2 separate regions of the Homo sapiens genome follow, and region 1 is linked to region 2. The links are chromatin contacts, found by Hi-C or POLR2A ChIA-PET in ENCODE. All regions are on one chromosome and are shown on one strand. Each heading gives the region's core, a stretch centred on a gene start or an enhancer-like site at or near the end of the contact. The rest is flanking DNA. Distances are from core to core; before and after follow the strand shown. Region 1 overlaps UBE2L3 (ubiquitin conjugating enzyme E2 L3). Region 2 holds the start of PPIL2 (peptidylprolyl isomerase like 2).

The links. Hi-C counts contacts between places; a loop is a spot of excess contacts on that map. ChIA-PET counts read pairs that join two places held with the same protein, here RNA polymerase II (POLR2A). Pooled maps may share reads with other maps.
Region 1: a pooled map shows a loop between it and region 2 (5-fold over the local background). The contact joins the enhancer-like site here to the promoter of PPIL2 in region 2. A Hi-C loop is called at or near these places in 5 of 50 pooled maps. POLR2A ChIA-PET finds 5 or more read pairs at or near these places in 11 of 52 experiments (CD8-positive, alpha-beta memory T cell, Caco-2, H1 and 7 more).

What each region holds. Positions count from the first base shown.
Region 1 is chr22:21,583,348-21,589,389 of GRCh38, forward strand. All of the region lies in intron 1 of UBE2L3 (ubiquitin conjugating enzyme E2 L3), which reads left to right. Among named protein-coding and RNA genes, the nearest start is that of UBE2L3, 19 kb to the left of the region's middle. RefSeq lists a silencer at 4,810-4,869. Within about 2 kb of position 4,709, at least 4 of the 41 ENCODE cell types and tissues checked have a DNase peak (open chromatin) inside an H3K27ac peak, as active enhancers do.
Region 2 is chr22:21,661,792-21,667,546 of GRCh38, forward strand. It overlaps PPIL2 (peptidylprolyl isomerase like 2), which reads left to right and starts at 4,221. Exons shown (of 20, transcript NM_014337.4): 1 at 4,221-4,340. The coding sequence starts at 4,309. It also overlaps the pseudogene LOC107985532. RefSeq lists enhancers at 4,153-5,063, 4,298-4,537, 4,608-4,657.

The sequences.
Region 1 (6,042 bases), core at 3,459-5,958, 78 kb before region 2:
ACCCTCAACAGCCAAGAAAAGTGGCCTTAAGCTTTACTTTCCTTTAGGGATACTACAGGCCTTTTGCCATTTAACAGATATAAAATGACACAGTGGTATGGAATATGCTTGTTTACATTGTACCAGTGTCCTTGCATTGAGACTTGCTGCCCATAGTACTGCTGTGACATCTGAAGCATCCCTGACTGGCCCCACTGGTTATTCTTCTGCACGTCTGTTCACCTGCTCCTGGCACTGACTTCAGAGGAGACTCAAGAGGGTGTATAGTACAGTCTTGCCCAGTGCAGGTGGCTTCTTTCTGACAGCCCTGGCCACTGGCAGCCCTGTCTGCCCCACCCATTTGAGTATCTATAATGACATGACGACTGCTGCCCCGAGTCAGGGGGGCTTAGACCACGTGAAGGTAGCATTAAAGAGTTTGGCACTGAGTCAAAAGCTGCCTGGGATAGTGAACACTTACTGGCCCCAATTCTTTCTTCTTTACTCATATAGAAGGTTGAATCCTTTGCAGGTGAACTTTTTAAATTTTAATTTTTTTTTTCTTCTGAGGTGGAGTTTCACTCGTTGCCCAGGCCGGAGTTCAATGGAGCGATCTTGGCTCACTGCAACCTCCTGCCTCCTGGGTTCAAGCGATTCTCCTGCCTCAGCCTCCTGAGTAGCTGGGATTACAGGCGTGTGCCACCATGCTGGGCTAATTTTGTATTTTTAGTAGAGACGGGGTTTCTCCATGTTGGTCAGGCTGGTCTCGAACTCCCGACCTCAGGTGATCCGCCCGCCTTGGCCTCCCAAAGTGCTGGGATTACAGGCATGAGCCACCGTGTCTGGCCTAAATTTTTTTTTTTTTTTTTGAGACAGAGTCTCGCTCTGTCACCCAGGCTGGAGTGCAGTGGGGTGATCTCAGCTCACTGCAACCTCCACCTCCCGGGTTCAAGCGATTCTTCTGCCTTAGCCTCCCGAGTAGCTGGGACTACAGGTGTCACCACCACGCCTGGCTAATTTTTGTATTTTTAGTAGAGATGGGGTTTCACCATATTGGCCAGGCTGGTGTTGAACTCCTGACCTTGTGTTCTGCCTGCCTTGGCCTCCCAAAGTGCTGGAATTACAGGCGTGAGCCACCACACCCGGCCTCGGCCTAAATTTTAAATTTTAAGTTTTATTTTATTTTTATTTTTTTGAGACAAGGTCTCACTCTGTCACCCAGACTGGAGTGCAGTGGCATGATCATGGGCTCAGGCAATCCTTCCGCTTCATTTTTTAATTTTTTTGTAGAGATGAGGTCTTACTGTGTGGCCCAGGCTGGTCTCCAACTCCTGGCCTCAAGTGATTTTCCCGCTTCGGCAACCCAAAGTGCTGGGATTACAGGAGCACTTTGGGAGGCCGAGGCGGGTGGATCCCTTGAGGTTAGGAGTTGGAGACCAGCCTGGCCAACATGGCAAAACCCCATCTCTACTAAAAATACAAAAATGAGCTGGGCATGGTGGTGCGTGCCTGTAGCCCCAGCTACTCAGGAGGCTGAGGCATAAGAAGCACTTGAGCCTGGGAGGCGGAGGTTGGAGTGAGCTGAGATCACGCCTCCACACTCCAGCCTGGAGAGCGAGACTCCGTCTCAAAACAAACAAACAAAAAACAACAAAATGTGGAATTACTGGCATAAGCCACTTCGTCCAACCAGCAGGTGAACTTTTTAACGTTTGAAGACAGATGTATGTCATCTTCACATTTCTTTAGGCCATAGGTTCCTGGACCTTTTGATTGTTCCTGGTAGGACATGGTCCTTGCTGTTCTTGTCCTGAGCAGCCCTTATTTGATGTGGTCTTCTAAAGTATGGTGTCCAGAACTGGACACAGCATTTGGCTCTGAATAGTTCAGGGTGGCCTGGACGCTAAACATGGCACAAACGATTGGTCAGCTAAACCAGTCAGTTTTTCATGCTGCTGCTAAGGTTCATGCCTTGTGCTTGGTGAAAAATTAAGTGTTTGGAACCAAGTCCAGGTCTTTACTGGATCTCTAAAATATTTCATTCTGTGACTTGGGGTGTGGTTTTGCTATCCAGGATCCTTAGAGGTTTGGTCTTTAAGCCTGTATTCGTTCCTTCCCTGATATGTGGTACCTAACTACATCTCTCTCAGCCCACTTCCCACCAGGGTGACTTCAGGCCACCAGTTCTAAAGCCATTCGATTCTCCTCAGCTCTTCTTGATCCAGCCTCTGTTTATCCATTTTGTACAGAAACATTGTAGTGGCTGTTGAGAGAAAGGAGCATCCCTTTTAGCCAGGGCTTGGGGAGCTCCTTAGAGGAACAGGCATTTGAGAGAGGCTTTCAATGATGAGCATGTTGGGGATGTGGGGCTGGTGATAGGCAGGACAGTTAGGGACATCCTTCCAGAAGACATCCTGGGGAAAGACATAGAGGGGGGAAGTCACCAGGCTGACTTGGTAGGATTCTGCACACTGCTCATTTGGGTTGCACCAAGAGCTTTAGTTGGAATTACTGGGTTGCACCAAAGAGTTTTAGCTGGAAATATTGGATGGGAGGATTCCTACATATTTTGTTGGGGGAAGGGTCGTCTAGTGCTGTTGGATTTCTTTTCTAGTTTTTCTTTTTTTGAGACAGGGTCTTGCTCTGTTGACCAGGCTGGAGTGTAGTGGCACCATCATGGCTCACTGCAGCCTCAACCTTTTGGACTCAACTGGTCATCCCAAGTCAGCCTCCTGAGTAGCTGGGACCACAGGCATACATCAACACACCTGGCTAATTTTTTAATTTTTTTATTTTTGTAGAGATAGGGTCTTGCTGTATTGCCCAGGCTGGTCTTGAGTTCCTGTGCTTAAGTGATCCTCCTGCCTTGACCACCCAGTGTTGGGATTACGGGTGTGAGCCACCGCCCCTGGCTCCTGGCCTAGATTTATTTTATTTATTTTATTTTGTTGAGACGGAGTCTCACTCTGGGAGTCTGCACCCAGGCTGGAGTGCACTGGCGTGATCTCAGCTCACTGCAACCTCCACTTCCCAGGTTCAAGCGATTCTCCTGCCTCAGCCTCCCGAGTAGCTGAGACTATATATAGGTGCACGCCACCATGCCCAGCTAATTTTTGTATTTTTAGTAGAGATGAGGTTTCACCTTGTTGGCCGGGCTGGTTCTCAAACTCCTGACCTCAAGTGATCCGCCCACCTCGGCCTCCCAAAGTGCTGGGATTACAGGCTTGAGCCACTGCACCCAGCCTTTTTTTTTTTTTTTTAAACGGAGTCTTGCTCTGTCACCCAGGCTCAAGTGCAGTGGTGTGATTGCAGCTTACCACAACCTCCACCTCCCGGATTCCAGTGATTCTCCAACCTCACCCTCCCAAGTAGCTGGGAATACAGGAGTCAACCACCATGCCCGGCTAATTTTTGTATTTTTAGTAGAGACAGTGTTTTACCATGTCGGCCAGGCTGCTCTCAAACTCCTGTCCTCAAGTGATCCACCCGCCTCAGCCTCCCAGAGTGTTGAAGCGTTGGAATTACAGGTGTGAGCCACTGTGCCCGGCCTTTTTTTTTTTTTTTTTTTTTTAAGATAGGTTCTCGCTCTGTCGCCCAGGCTGGAGTTGGAGTACAATGGTGTGATCTTGGCTCACGGCAACCTCTGTCTCACTTGTTCAAGCAATTCTCATGCCTCAGCCTCCCGAGTAGCTGGAACTACAGGCATGCACCCCTATGCCTGGCTAATTTTTGTATTTTTAGTAGAGATGGGGTTTCACCATGTCAGCCAGGCTGGTCTCAAACTCCTGGCCTCAAGTGATCCACCTGCTTTGGCCTCCCAAAATGCTGGGATTACAGGCATGAACCACCACGCCTGGCGCTGGCATAGATTCCTTTTTTTTTTGAGACGAAGTCTTGCTCTGTCACCAGGCTGGAGTGCAGTGGCGCGATCTCGGCTCACTGCAACCTCCGACTCCCTGGTTCAAGCTATTCTCCTGCCTCAGCCTCCCGAGTAGCCGGGACTACAGGCAGGCGCCACCATGTCCACCTAATTTTTGTATTTTTAGTAGAGACGGGGTTTCACCATGTGGTCTCGATCTCCTGACCTCGTGATCCACCCGCCTTGGCCTCCCAAAGTGCTGGGATTACAGGTGTGAGCCACCGCGCCTCGCCTAGATTTCTTGATTAGTGGCTCCTGAGGGGTTCTGAAACCTGGCCTTGTGTGAGGGTTACCTGGGGAGATTTTGAACAGTTTTCTAGGCCTCATTGTAGACCCCAAAAAGAAGCAAAAGAGGAACTTTGTTAACTGCTTTGCCAAGACGCAGGTGTGTACATCTGAGCTGTGTGACTGAGCACTGGCTATATACAGCAGTGTCCTGTTCTCCCATCTCCTCTCAGGACTTGAGTCCGTGGCCTTCTGCTGGGGCCCAGGGCCCATCTCTCCTGTTAGTGCTTGCAAAGCTGTTAAGTAACCATCCCTCTCTGCCATGCTTCACACTTTGCCCTGGAGTGGGCATCAAGCTCTCTGGGGTTGAGTTTGGGGCATGGGTGTTTTCCATTTTCAGGAGCTGGGTGGCACCCCTGGGCTTTTTCAGTTCCCCTCTATACACTGAAGTCTACTTGGGCTCCGAAGTGGACCTCATTCTGAGAAGCATTGCTCTCTTTCTCCTGCACCACCTGCCCTGGTTGGGAAGCCTGCTGTCCCCATCAAGAGAAGGAATGTGTGAGCTGCCTGGTGCTTTCCCTTGAACTCTCTCTTTGTCAGCACTGCACCATCAGCCCTGAGCAGCTGACTTGGGTTGCTTCTTGCTCTGAGCAGAACTGAAACAAACCTTTGTGGGAGTGTTATTTGTAAGCATCTGTCATTCTTGGCTTTGGTCTTCCTAACTCTGTTCTAGAGCTGGGCTGCTCTTGCGGTTTTTATCAGGTCCTTTCTTCTGTCATTTGTAACATCCTTTTGAATTCCACTTCTTGGAATTTACATTGGTTTCCTTCAATTCCTTCCCTAATTCTTCACTGTCAGGACCATTCTCAGTTATCGGGGCACAGTTTTGCTTGAGGGTTTACAACCATCTTGAGGGTTTGAGTCATCTGGCCTTTTGAGTCTCAGATATTCAGATGGAACTGATCTCTGAATGATTCCAATTTTTCTTCTTTCTTTTTTTTTTTTTTTTTTTTTTGAGATAGGGTCTCACTCTAGTTGCCCTGGCTGGAGTGCAGTGGTTGTAATCTTGACTCACTGCACAGCCTTGACTGCCAGGGCTCAGGTGATTCTTCCGCTTTCACCTCTCAGCCTCCCAAGTAGCTGGGACCACAGGCATGTACCACCATGCCTGGCTACTTTTTTTTATTTTTTATTTTTATTTATTTATTTTTGAGACAGAGTCTTGCTCTGTCACTCAGGCTGGAGTGCAGTGGCGCAATCTTGGCTCACTACAACCTCCGCCTCCTGGGTTCAAGCAGTTCTCTGCCTCAGCCTCCCAAGTAGCTGGGATTATAGGTGCCTGCCACCACGCCCGGCTAATTTTTTGTATTTTTAGTAGAGACGGGGTTTCACCATCTTGGCCAGGCTGGTCTTGAACTCCTGACCTCGTGATCTACCTGCCTTGGCCTCTTAAAGTGTTGGGATTACAGGCGTGAGCCACTGCACCCGGGCTGTATTTTTTTTAGTGGAGACAGTGTTTTGCCATGTTGGCCAGGCTGGTCTTGAATTCCTGGGCTCAAGCAGTCTGCCTGCCTTGGCCTCCCAAAATGCTGGGATTACAGGTGTGAACCACTGCGCCTGGCCTGAATTTATCTTCTTGAAGTTGTTTTCCTCAGTGGAGGCATGATTGGAATTTTTTTTTTTTTTTTTTTTTGAGACGGAGTCTCGCTCTGTCACCCAGGCTGGAGTGCAGTGGCGCAATCTTGGCTGACTGCAAGCTCTGCCTCCTGGGTTCACGCCTTTCTCCTGCCTCAGCCTCCCGAGTAGCTGGGACTACAGGCGCCCGCCACCATGCCCGGCTAATTTTTTTTGTATTTTTAATAGAGACGGGGTTTCACCATGTTAGCCAGGATGGTCTTGATCTCCTGACCTCGTGATCC
Region 2 (5,755 bases), core at 2,971-5,470:
GCACATGGGACACTCCCCAAGATGCTCCTTTTTCATTTCCCTCAAGCCCAGAGTAAACCCCTTCGACCTCCTTGGGTTTCGTGACAGGCCATTCCAGTTTAATTTCACTTCAGATCTTGAAATGTCCAAATTCTTCACCTGGAGGATAGAAAGGAAATCTCAGGATAAGTTTGTTGGCCTCATTTGAAGAAAAGTACCTTATAGAAGAGCCATAAGAATGACGTGGCTTTCATTCACTCAGCAGATACATTGGGACCATCTCTTGTGCCCACCTTGAGCTTGGTTAGGGGTACAGGAGATGGGGTCGGGCACGCTGGGAACTAAGGAGGTCTGAACCCAGCCTGGGGGATGGAGGACTGCCTGGAGGTGGAGGCCAGACCTGAATGAGTCACACAGGCTAAGTGGGGAGTCAAGAGGTGCAGGCAGTTAGGCCACCACACCTGGCCGCTCATCTTTTTCAGCATTGAATAATATTCCATTGCCTGGATATGCCACATTTTATCATTCGCCCAATGAAGGATATCCTGGTTGCCTCCAAGTTTTGCAATTATGAATAAAGCAGTATAAACATCTGTGTGGAGGTTTTAGAGTATACATAACTTTTCAACTCATTTGGGTAAATACCAAGGAGCATGCTTGCTGAATCATAGGGTACGATAGCCAAACTGTCTTCCAAAAAGACTGTACCATTTTGCATCCAGCAATGAATAAGAATTCAAAGGCCTTGGCTGGGCACAATGGCTCATACCTATAATCCCAGCACTTTAGGAGGCTGAGGCGGGCGGATCACGAGGTCAAGAGATGGAGACCATCCTGGCCAACATGGTGAAACCCTGTCTCTACTAAAAATACAAAAATCAGCAGGGCGTGGTGGCTCATGCCTGCAGTCCCAGCTACTTGGGAGGCTGAGGCAGAAGAATCGCTTGAACCCAGGAGGCAGAGGTTGCAGTGAGCCAAGATCGTGCCACTGAACTCCAGCCTGGCGACAAAGTGAGACTCTGTCTTTAAAAAAAAAAAAAAGAATTCAGAGGACTTTTTGTGTAAGGAACTCACACTGTTTTATAAAAAGACAATTCAGAATTCTGGCCGAGCGTGGTGGTGCACTACTGTAATCCCAGCAATTTGGGAGGAGTGAGGTGGGGGATCACTTGAGCTCAGGTATTCAAATTAGCCAGGCATGTTGGTGCGCACCTGTAGTCCCAGCTACTTGGGAGGCGTGAGTGGGAGAATCTCTTGAGCCCAGAGGGTGGAGGCAGGCACCTGTAGTCCCAGCTACTCGGGAGGCTGAGGCAGGAGAATTGCTTGAACCCGGGAGGTGGAGCTTGCAGTGAGCCGAGATCACGCCACTGTACTCCAGCCTGGGCAACAGTACGAGACTCCATCTCAAAAAATAAAAAGTAATAATAATAATAATAATAATAATAATAATAAATCTTTAAGTTCACCAATAACAATAGATACAAAATATTCCATCAAACGGGTGGAACATCATTTACTCAACTGTTCTTGCTTTTTGAAATATTTCTCCAATGGGGTCAATTTTTAGGTTATTGGTGCATTTTGCTTTCTGACTGAGTCATCATGGTGCATCACCACAAATGGGTTATTTTTAATTGGTTTGTATTTATTTGTTTGCTTGCTTATTTAGAGACAGAGTTGTGCTCTGTTGCCCAGGCTGTAGTGCAGTGGCGCGATCTCAGCTTACTGCAACCTCTGCCTCCCAGGTTCAAGCGATCACCATGCCTCAGGCCTCCTGAGGAGCTGGGATCACAGGCACATGCCACCACGCCCAGCTAATTTTTGTATTTTTAGTAGAGACAGGGCTTCACCATGTTAGCCAGGCTGGTCTCGAACTCCTGACCTCAGGTGATCCAACCGCCTTAGCCTCCCAAAGTGCTGGAATTACAGGCGTGAGCCACCGCACCGACTGTCCCCTCCCCACACCCCGGCCCTTTTTTAAAGAGACAGGATCTCACTCTGTTGCCCAGGCTAGAGTGCAGTGGCTTGATCATAGTTTACTGCAGCCTCAAACTCCTGGGCCTCAAGTGATCCTTCCACTACAGCCTCCCAAGTAGCTGGAATCACAGGTGCTGCCACCATGCTGGGCCTAAGATTCCAGCCCTTAAGGAGCTACATCCCATCCACTGTATGTGTGTCATGGAGGCAGTGGTTGTGTCAGGGAGGGTGCTCAGTAAACCGGGACACAGACTGAATTACACAGGATTACAAATTGTGAGGAATTGTGACAGACTTTATGGGAGATGCATGGAAGTGGGTGGTTAGGGAAGGTCTCTCTGGGGAGGTGACACTTATGTTAAAACCTAGAGAATAAGAAGCCAGCCATGAAATAAGGCAAAGATAGCTGGCTTTCGGTGACTGGGTGGATGGTGGTACTGCTCAGCAGAGTGGGGACTGGGAGAAGAGGGAGGATTGAAAATTCTGCTTTATGGCCGGGTGCGGTGACTCATGCATGTAATCCCAGGACTTTGGGAGGGCTGAGGCGGGAGGATCACCTGAGGTCGGGAGTTCGAGACCAGCCTGACCAACATGGAGAAACCCCTTCTCTACTAAAAATACAAAATTAGCCAGGCGTGGTGGCGCATGCCTGTAATAATCCCAGCTACCTGGGAGACTGAGGCAGGAGAATCGCTTGAACCTGGGAGGCGGAGGTTGCAGTGAGCCAAGATCACACCATTGCACTCCAGCCTGGGCAACAAGAGCAAAACTCCATGTCAAAAAAAAAAAGAAAAAAAAAAAGAAAATTCTACTTTGACCAGACATGTTAATTTAATTTTTTTAGGCAGAGTCACTCTGTCACCCAGGCTGGGATGCAGTGGCCTAATCTTGGCTCACGGCAACCTCTGCCTCCCCAGTTCAAGCTACTGTCTCGGCCTCCCAAGTAGCTGGAATTACAGGTGTGTGCCACCACACCAGGCTAATTTTTTGTATTTTTAGTAGAGATGGGGTTTTGCCATGTTGGCCAGGTTAGTCTTGAACTCCTGACCTCAAGTGATCCGCCTGCCTCAGCCTCTCAAAGTGCTGGGATTGGCCGGGCGTGGTGGCTCACGCCTGTAATCCCGGAACTTTGGAAGGCCAAGGCAGGCGAATCAGGAGGTCAGGAGATCGAGACCATCCTGGCTAACATGGTGAAACCCCGTCTCTACTAAACACACACACACACACACACACACACACACACACAAAGTGCTGGGATTACAGGCGTGAGCCACCACGCCCATCCAGACATGTTACATTTCAGATCAGTGGTTACCCAAGTGGAGATCAGGAACCTGGAGTGCTGGTGACTTAGTACTGGGAGTCATGGGATACAAATGGCATTTAAAATTAGGAGCCTAGGCAAGATTACCCTGGGCCTGAGTGTAGCTAGGGGCCCAAGGTACTGATCTGACCCAAGGGAAGGGTCTGGCAGAAGAGACGGAAGGGATCAGGTAGGGCTTTGGACCTCTAGGCTTGATGGCCACCTGCTGCTGGGCCTCCGAGGGGCCTGGAGGCGGTGGGGACCGAATATGCAGAGAGAATGAGAAGTGAGCGAGTAGAACGAGAGTGGTACATGGCTTTGAAGGCATCTGCCACGGAGGCGGGAAGGGATGGGGTGGAGGCTCATGAGACTTGAAGCTCTAGGAGGACGTTGAAAAAGACCTGAGCGCTGGCCGGGCGCGAAGCCTCAGGCCTGTAATCCCAGCACTTTGGGAGGCCAAGGCGGGAGGACTGCTTGAGCTCAAGAGCTCCAGACCAGCCTGGGCAACATTGTAAGAGCCTGTCTCTACAAAAAATTAACAAATTAGCCGGGTGTGGTGGTGCGTGCCCGTAGCTACTCGGGAGGCTGAGGTGGGAGAATCGCTTGAGCCTGGGAGGTCGAGGCAGTAGTGAGCTGTGATTGTGCCACTGCACTCCAACCTGGGCGACAGAGCGAGACCCTGTCTCGAAAATAAATAAATAAGACCTGAGAACCCAGTATGGGAATGGCCCTGAGCCGTGGCTAGGGGGGTAGACAAGGCGGTCCAGACAGACCCCTCAAGAAGATGGGGCTTCGAGGCTGAGGGAGCTCGGCCCCGAAAAGACGCCTGCGGGAGATGGCACACCTAGCTAGGACCCCATACTGGGCAGGCGATCCTTCCGAGCATGAGCACCTGGCGCTAGCGAACCACAATTCCCAGCACGCCAGGCGCCCGTTTCCGGGGCGCGCCGCGGAACCCGGAAGTGGTCACGGAACTCGGCTGCGGCTCCATGGTCTGAGTTGTCAGCCGTTGTTTTTTCGTGCTCGCTAGTCGCCGCCGCCGCTCCGCCATGGGGAAGCGACAGCACCAAAAGGACAAAATGTAAGTTGAGCCGCAGTCGGGAGCGGCGCTCCACTCTGCCTCAGTGAACCGCCTGTCCCGCACTGCGCGCCGCTCGCCTTCCCTCTCAGCTACTCCCCAGAGCACAGCCCAAAGGTCACTTCCTCCCGGAAGCTGCCGCCCTGTCTCCAGTCAGGGTAATGACCCTCGGGCCGCCGCGCTCTCCCGGGGCCGCGGCTCCGATGACGTCAGCTGCGGGCTCGAGCGCAGCCCGGTTTTCCTTACTCTGGTTCTGCCCGGACCGTCCCCCGTCTGTTCGCGAGTTTCGCCCTTGAATGAGTAGTCTCTACCTCTTCCGTACTTCACGTCTCGCTGTGTTCTGGTTCATGCCTATCAGCCTGCAAACGTGCTGCAGAGCCTTCTAATTTAAAGCAAACCAGGTCGGGCGCAGTGGCTCACCTGTAATCACAGCACTTTGGGAGGCCGAGGCGGGCGGATCACCTGAGGTCAGGAGTTCAAGACCAGCCTGGCTAATACGGTGAAACCCCGTCTCTACTAAAAATACAAAAATTAGCGGGGCGTGGTGACGGGCGCCTGTAATCCTAGCTATTTGGGAGGCTGAGGCAGGGGAATCGCTTGAACCCGGGAGGCGGAGGTTGCGGTGAGCCGAGATCGTGTCACTGCACTCCAGCCTGGGCGACAGAGCGAGACGCTGTCTCAAAAATAATAAATAAAATTTAAAAATCCACCCGTGCCCCGTGCCCCACGTCCCACGTTCCCCTCCCGCTGCCGCCGTGTTGTTTCTCTTAAGAACAAGTGAGAGACTAGTGGCTTCATGCTGTTTTCTGAGTCTCTTGAAACCACTCAAGTCAGAATTTCGACCCCAGAACTGTTGGGCTTCTCAACAGTATGTCACACCGTTGACCACTCCCTCTTTCTGAAGCCCTCCTTTGGTATCTGGGATTTCACCTGCTCTTTGTTTTCTCTCGACTTCAGCGGCCTCTCTTTTCAGGTTCCCAGCGACTTCTTGTTGCTAAATATAGTATTCAATCCTCAGTCCTCATTTTTTTTTTTTTTTTTTTTTGAGACGCAGTTTCGCTCTTGTTGCCCAAGCTAGAGTGCAATGGTGAGATCTTGGCTCACCGCAACCTCCGCTTCCCGGCTTCAAGAGATTTTCCTGCCTCAGCCTCCCGAGTAGCTGGGATTACAGGCATACGCCACCATGCCCAGCTAATTTTGTATTTTTAGTAGAGAAGGGGTTTCTCCATGTTGGTCAGGCTGGTCTCGAACTCCTGACCTCAGGTGATCCACCTGCCTCGGCCTCCCAAAGTCCTGGGATTACAGGCGTGAGCCACCGCGTCTGGGCAGCCTCAGTCCTCATTTTGTTGGGCTTCTCAACAGTATGTCCCACTGTTGACCACTCCCTCCTTCTGAAGCCCTTCTTTGGTATCTGGGAT